Linked DNA regions of Homo sapiens: region 2 is linked to region 1. Evidence: read pairs that join two places in POLR2A ChIA-PET (ENCODE). Cell type or tissue: Caco-2. All regions are shown on one strand. Links, peaks and the distances in the headings refer to the core of each region. The heading gives the core; the rest is flanking DNA.

Evidence for each region. ChIA-PET counts read pairs that join two places held together with the same protein. Peaks named below come from ENCODE experiments on the same cell type or tissue, not always from the same donor. Only the 100,000 strongest peaks of a DNase experiment are listed, where the experiment ranks them.
Region 2: POLR2A ChIA-PET joins it to region 1 with 6 read pairs; 13 of 35 experiments call an interaction of 5 or more read pairs at or near these places.

Annotation. Positions count from the first base shown.
Region 1 is chr11:17,272,686-17,275,596 of GRCh38, reverse strand. No RefSeq gene overlaps it. Among named protein-coding and RNA genes, the nearest start is that of NUCB2, 2.6 kb to the left of the region's middle. In Caco-2, for the core only: no CTCF peak of the experiment used is centred there; a DNase peak (open chromatin) is centred at 1,486.
Region 2 is chr11:17,065,251-17,068,161 of GRCh38, reverse strand. No RefSeq gene overlaps it. Among named protein-coding and RNA genes, the nearest start is that of SNORD14A, 8.0 kb to the left of the region's middle. In Caco-2, for the core only: no CTCF peak of the experiment used is centred there; no DNase peak of the experiment used is centred there.

The DNA of each region.
Region 1 (2,911 bases), core at 1-2,500:
AACAAAAACACACAGTACAGAATCTGCCACATAGTATGTTAGCAATGAAAGCTTCTGTTATCAGGAAGTACTACCAGCCAGATTGCCTCTGTTGCACAACTGGACTCTGTGTGCCCCTAACCGTGTAATTTGCCAGTTATTTAAGTGCTCTCTGCCTCCATGTCCTTGTCTGTAAAATGAACATAATAACAGTACCCTCCTACTTACAGCATAGCAAATTAATTTAAAAAGTGACTGGCACATAGGAAATTTTAAATAAATGTTAACCATTCTCAGATTAGTGGCTGAGCTGGGACTATAACTTAGGTCTCTAGATTTCAACCCAATCGTATTTATTTATTTATTTAGAGATAGAGTCTCCTTCTGTTGCCCAGGCTGAAGTGTAGTGGCGCAATCTCAGCTCACTGCAGCCTCAACCTCGCAGGCTCAGGCAATCCTCCCACCTCAGCCTCCCAAGTAGCTGGGACTACAAGCACACACCACCACGCCTGGCTAATTTTTTGGCATTTTTTTGTAGAGACGGATTTTTGCCATGTTATCCAGGCTGGTCTCGAAGTCCTGGACTCAAGCGCTCTGCCTTCCTCAGCTTCTCAAAGATTAGAAGCGTGAACCACCACACCTGGCCTCAATTATCTTTACTAACACTTCTCATCCACATACATAGATCAGTACCTCAAGGTTAGGCTCCTTTTTGAGGTTCAGGAGAAGAGGACCCTCCAGCCTGGGCGACAAGAGCGAAACTCCGCCTCAAAACGAACAAACAAACAAGGGTGAACTCCTAGGAGCAGGAGACTGATGCAGGACAGGAAAGCGCCAAAATTGAGGATTCTTGGCTTCACCCAGTAAAGAATTCAAGCGTGAGCTGGTGGTGTTAAACAGCAACTTTTATTGAAGCCGCAGTACCCGGCAGCAGCAGAGCTACTGCTCCTTGCAGAGCAGGGCTACCCTGTAGGCAGTGTGCCCAGAGCAGCAACTCAGAGGCAGTTCTGCATTCCTGTTTATACTGATTTTATTTTATTTTTATTTTTATTTATTTATTTTGAGACAGAGTCTCACTTTGTCACCCAGGCTGGAGTGCAGTGGTATAGTCTCAGCTCACTACAGTCTCCACCTCCTGGGTTCAAGTGGTTCTTCTGCTTCAGCCTCCTAAGTAAATGGGATTACAGGCACCCGCCACCACTCCGGCTAATTTTTGTATTTTTAGTAGAGACGGGGTTTCACCATGTTGGTCAGGCTGGTCTCGAACTCCTGACCTCAAGCAGTCCACCCACTTCGGCCTCCTAAAGTGCTGGGATTCTAGGCATGAGCCACTGTGTCTGGCCCTATACCCACTTTTAAGTATATGCAAATTAATGGGCAGTTTATGCAGAAATTTCTAGAATGAGGGTGGCATCCTCCAAGTTGTCAGGTCATTGCCACAGAAAGGGGCCATAACTTCAGGGTGTTGTCATGGCAATGGTAAACTGACATGGCACAGTGGTGGGCGTGTCTTATGGGGAGGTGCTTCTGTTCCAAACCTGTTTCAGCTAGTTCTCAATTTGGTCTGGTGACCAAGCCCTGCCTCCAGAGTTGAGTTCTGCCTCCCGTCTCAGTACCACCAGCTTGCCTAAGGAGGCATGAACTGGTCCAGGTTGGAAACAGAGCAGGTCAAAAACTCCTTTCCTGATCAGTAGTGGGATCACGCCTGTGAAGAGCCACTGTGTTTCAGCCTGGGCAGTATAGCAAGACCCTGTCTTGTCTAAAACAGTTCATTCGTGTGCACAATTGGAAAAAGCTGCTTTTAGAACCAGATAAATTGAATGGGAGACCTTCTTTATGTTTGTCCTGGTTTCAGTCAACTAAAACCCTCTTTTCCCCGCTTTTCTTTTAGAGATAGGGTCTCACTATGTTGCCCAGCTAGTCTTGAACTCCTGGCATCAAGCAATCCTCCCACCTCAGCCTCCCAAAATGCTGGGATTACAGGCATGAGTTACTGCACCTGGCCTACGCCTGTCTCTACAAAAAGAGCTTTTTATAAATTAGCTGGGAAAGAATCCACAGACCCTTTGAAAGATGCAGCAGGCTGCAGCGTACTCTGTGAGACAGGTGAAAAACTGTCAATTCCCAGAGTGTGAGAGGGGGAGAGTCTTCCTCCAAGCACACATTCCTACCAGGGAATCTGAACCTCTAGTCCACAGGAGAAGGCTTTAACCCTCCCCAGAGCCGGAATGGATTTAGGGAGTGGCGTGAAATAAATAAACGTAGAAGCAGTAGTGGGAAGTGCCTCGTAGGCATTCCCAGTCTCTATTGTGAATGGAGGGAAGCCATTCCTGACTGTATCTTACAGGGGCCCTCAGGGAAGCCAGCCAACAAACTGAGGGAGGGGTCCCAAGGTGAAAGAAGCTCCCAACTGAATTTTATGATATAATCTGGAGTGGGGATGAACTCCCTTGAGCAGAAACCAGTGGGCAAGCGAGAAGTGTGCAGGAGACACAAGCATACATGCTGGGTGTTCAGCTTACCAGCAGAAAGGGAAGGGCATGACCTGAAAGCTGTGGTTTCAGGTCACAGTGTGCACAGACTGCCTGGATCTAAACTCAGTGCTGCTAACAGGGCACTGATGGAGCAAGACCAGCCTTGCCAACTGCATGGGAGCTGGGTGAGGCTTGCTGCTGCCTGCTACTCCCCACTCCCTTTGTGAACTCATGTGCAGCAGAGGCAGTTATACTCCCTTCTGGAACAAATGGAAACACATCCCACAACACTGCCAAAAGCAATCTACAGATTCCATACAATTCCCATCAAAATACAATCATCATTCTTCACAGAACTGGAGAAAAAAATCCTAAAATTCATATGGAACAAGAAAAGAGCCGCATAGCCAAAGCAAGACTAAGCAAAAAGAACAAATCTGGAGGCATCACCTTACCCA
Region 2 (2,911 bases), core at 135-2,634, 210 kb after region 1:
GGCTCATGCCTGTAATCCCAGCACCTTGGGAGGCCAAGGCAGGAGGACCTCTTGAGGCTAGGAGTTTGAGATCAGCCTGGGCAACATAGTGAGACTCACATCTCTACAAAAAATAAAAAAGCTAGCTAGATTTTTTTTTTTCCAGAACTTGGAAGGCCAAGGTGAGAGGATTGCTTGAACCCAAGAGTTTGAGGCTGCAGTGAGCTATGATTGGGACAGAGGGACCCTGTCTCTGGAAAAAAAAAAAAAAAAATGACCACAACAAAATCTGTCCCACTTGTCTTCTTGAACCTTACTGCTCTCCAGTCAAGATGTGGTGTCTAATTCCTCTCCCTATCAACATGGCAGGCTGTGGCTGGCTGTAACAATAGAATTCAGCTGAAGTGACACCTGAGGAATTCCGAGACCAGGGCAGAAAATGCCTTGTTGCCTGGGACACTCATGTCTGGGATCCTGAGCTGCTGTGCAGGCCCACCCCGAGGCCTCCATGCTGTGAGGAAGCCTCGGCCATGTGTGGGTGCTCTGGAAAACAGCCATGGTGGAGGTCCCATGTGACAGCCGGCGCTAACCACCAGGCTCCTGAGTGAAGATACCTCCACATGATACCTGCCTCCAGAGCCTTTGAGTCGCCCCAGCCACTCAATCTTCCCAGCTGAGACTACAGACATTCTGGAGTAGAGAAGCCATTCCTGTAGTACCCTATCTGAATTCTTTTTTTTTTCTTTCATAGAGACAGGGGTCTCCCTATGTTGCCCAGGCTGGTCTCAAACTCCCGGGGTCAAGCAGTTATCCTGCCTTGGCCTCGCAAAATGCTGGGATTACAGGCATGAGCCACTGCACCTAGCCCTGAATTCTTGACCTACAGAATCCTTGAGCATAATCAAATGATTGTTTTAAACCACTAGGTTTTTGGGGTAATTTGTTTCATAGCAAAAGTAAGGAGAACATTTTGTTGAGGAGAAAGAGGCTGTGTTTCTATGGTCCTACGGCTGCTGGAGGGACAGGGCAGAAGCTTTCACTTGCCTTTCCCCATTTGCCATGCCTCCCTGCTCTCATCTCATCTCAGCCTGTACTGGAATTACCTGTGGATGTGTCTGTCTGCCCTACCAGACTGGACTGTGAGCCCCTGTTGGGGAGGATGGCAGAAACTGTCTTGGTTGCCTCATATTCCCAGTGCCCAGCACAGAGCCTGGCACATAAGATAATCAGCAGATCCTTGCTGGGTACATGCACAGCGGTTGGTCTGATGTTTATTTCCCAGTTAGAACTGCTGGCAGTGGGGATCCCAAACCTTTTCCAAGGACTTCGTGGGAGCTGGAAGGAAGCTCTTGCTGGCTGCCTCCCACAGAAGCATATGATTGGACTGAAAGCAATTTTTCTGAAAGCATTCTGGTGAATACAACATTTTGATTGAAACAATGATTTGATTGAAAATGAGTATTTCCCAGTTGTTGTTTTTTTAAATATATATAATGTTGGTCATTCTCATGCTTTATCAAGCAATTTTCAATGCTTTAAGTTTTTAAGCATTTTTGTCCTTTTCCTGAACTTTTCAGGGGTTTTCCCTAATTATTTGTAATTTGTTTTTTAGCCCACTTTTACTGTTTTTTCAATATTTGTAATAGTACAAAATTGGAACTGCCTAACTGATTAGTGGGCTGCTTAAATTAAGGTATGAAATGTACCTCAATATATTAACATATATACAATAATTCCAGTTTTGTTAAAAAAAATTATGCACAAACATACAAATATCTAGAAAGATATCCACCAATGCTTCTTGACCAGGAGGCATTCACTGGGATACTCCCAGAAGACTTTTAAAAATAGTGATTTCTTTTCCTTTTGAGACCGAGTCTCACTCTGTTGCCCAGGCTGGAGTGCAGTGGCATTAGCTCACTGCAACCTCTGCCTCCTGGGTTCAAGTGATTCTCGTGCCTTAGCCTCCCGAGTATCTGGGACTACAGGCACCCACCACCACACCCGGCTAATTTTTCTATTTTTAGTAGAGATGGGGTTTCACCATGTTGGCCAGGCTAGTCTCGAACTCCTGACCTCAGGTGATCCTGCTGCCTCAGCCTCCCAAAGTGTTGGGATTACAGGTGTGAGCCACTGCTCCTGGCCTAAAATACTGATTTATTTATTTATTTATTTTTTTGAGACAGAGTCTCGCTCTGTTGCCCAGGCTAGAATGCAGTGGTGCAATCTCGGCTCACTGCAGTCTCCCCATTCTGGGTTCAAGCAATTCTCCTGCCTCAGCCTCCTGAGTAGCTGGGACTACAGGTGAATGCCACCATGCCTGGCTAATTTTTGTGTTTTTAGTAGAGAGGGGGTTTCATCATGTTGGCCAAGCTAGTCTGAAACTCCTGGTCTCAAGTGATCCGCCAGCCTTGGCCTCCCAAAGTGCCGGGATTACAGGTATGAGCCACCGTGCCCATCCTAAAATACTGATTCCTTCATGCCTGTAATCCCAGCACTTTGGGAGGCTGAAGTGGGAGGATCGTTTGAGTTCAGGAGTGTGAGACTAGCTTGGGCAAAATAGTAAGACTCTGTCTCAACAAAAAATAAAAAAATTAGGCCAGGTGCGGTGGCGCATACCTGTAATCCCAGCACTTTGGGAGGCCGAGGTGGGCGGATCACGAGGTAAGGAGTTCAAGACCTGCCTGGCCAATGTGGTGAAACCCCATCTCCACTAAAAATACAAAAAAATTAGCCAGGTATGGTGGCGGGCACTTGTAATCCCAGGTACTTGGGAGGCTGAGGCAGGAGAATTGCTTGAACTCAGGAGGCGGAGGTTGCAGTGAGCTGGGATTGCACCATTGCACTCCAGCCTGGGTGACAGAGCAAGACTCCATCTCAGGGGGAAAAAAAAAAAAATTACTCATGGTGGCACATGCCTATAGTCCCAGCT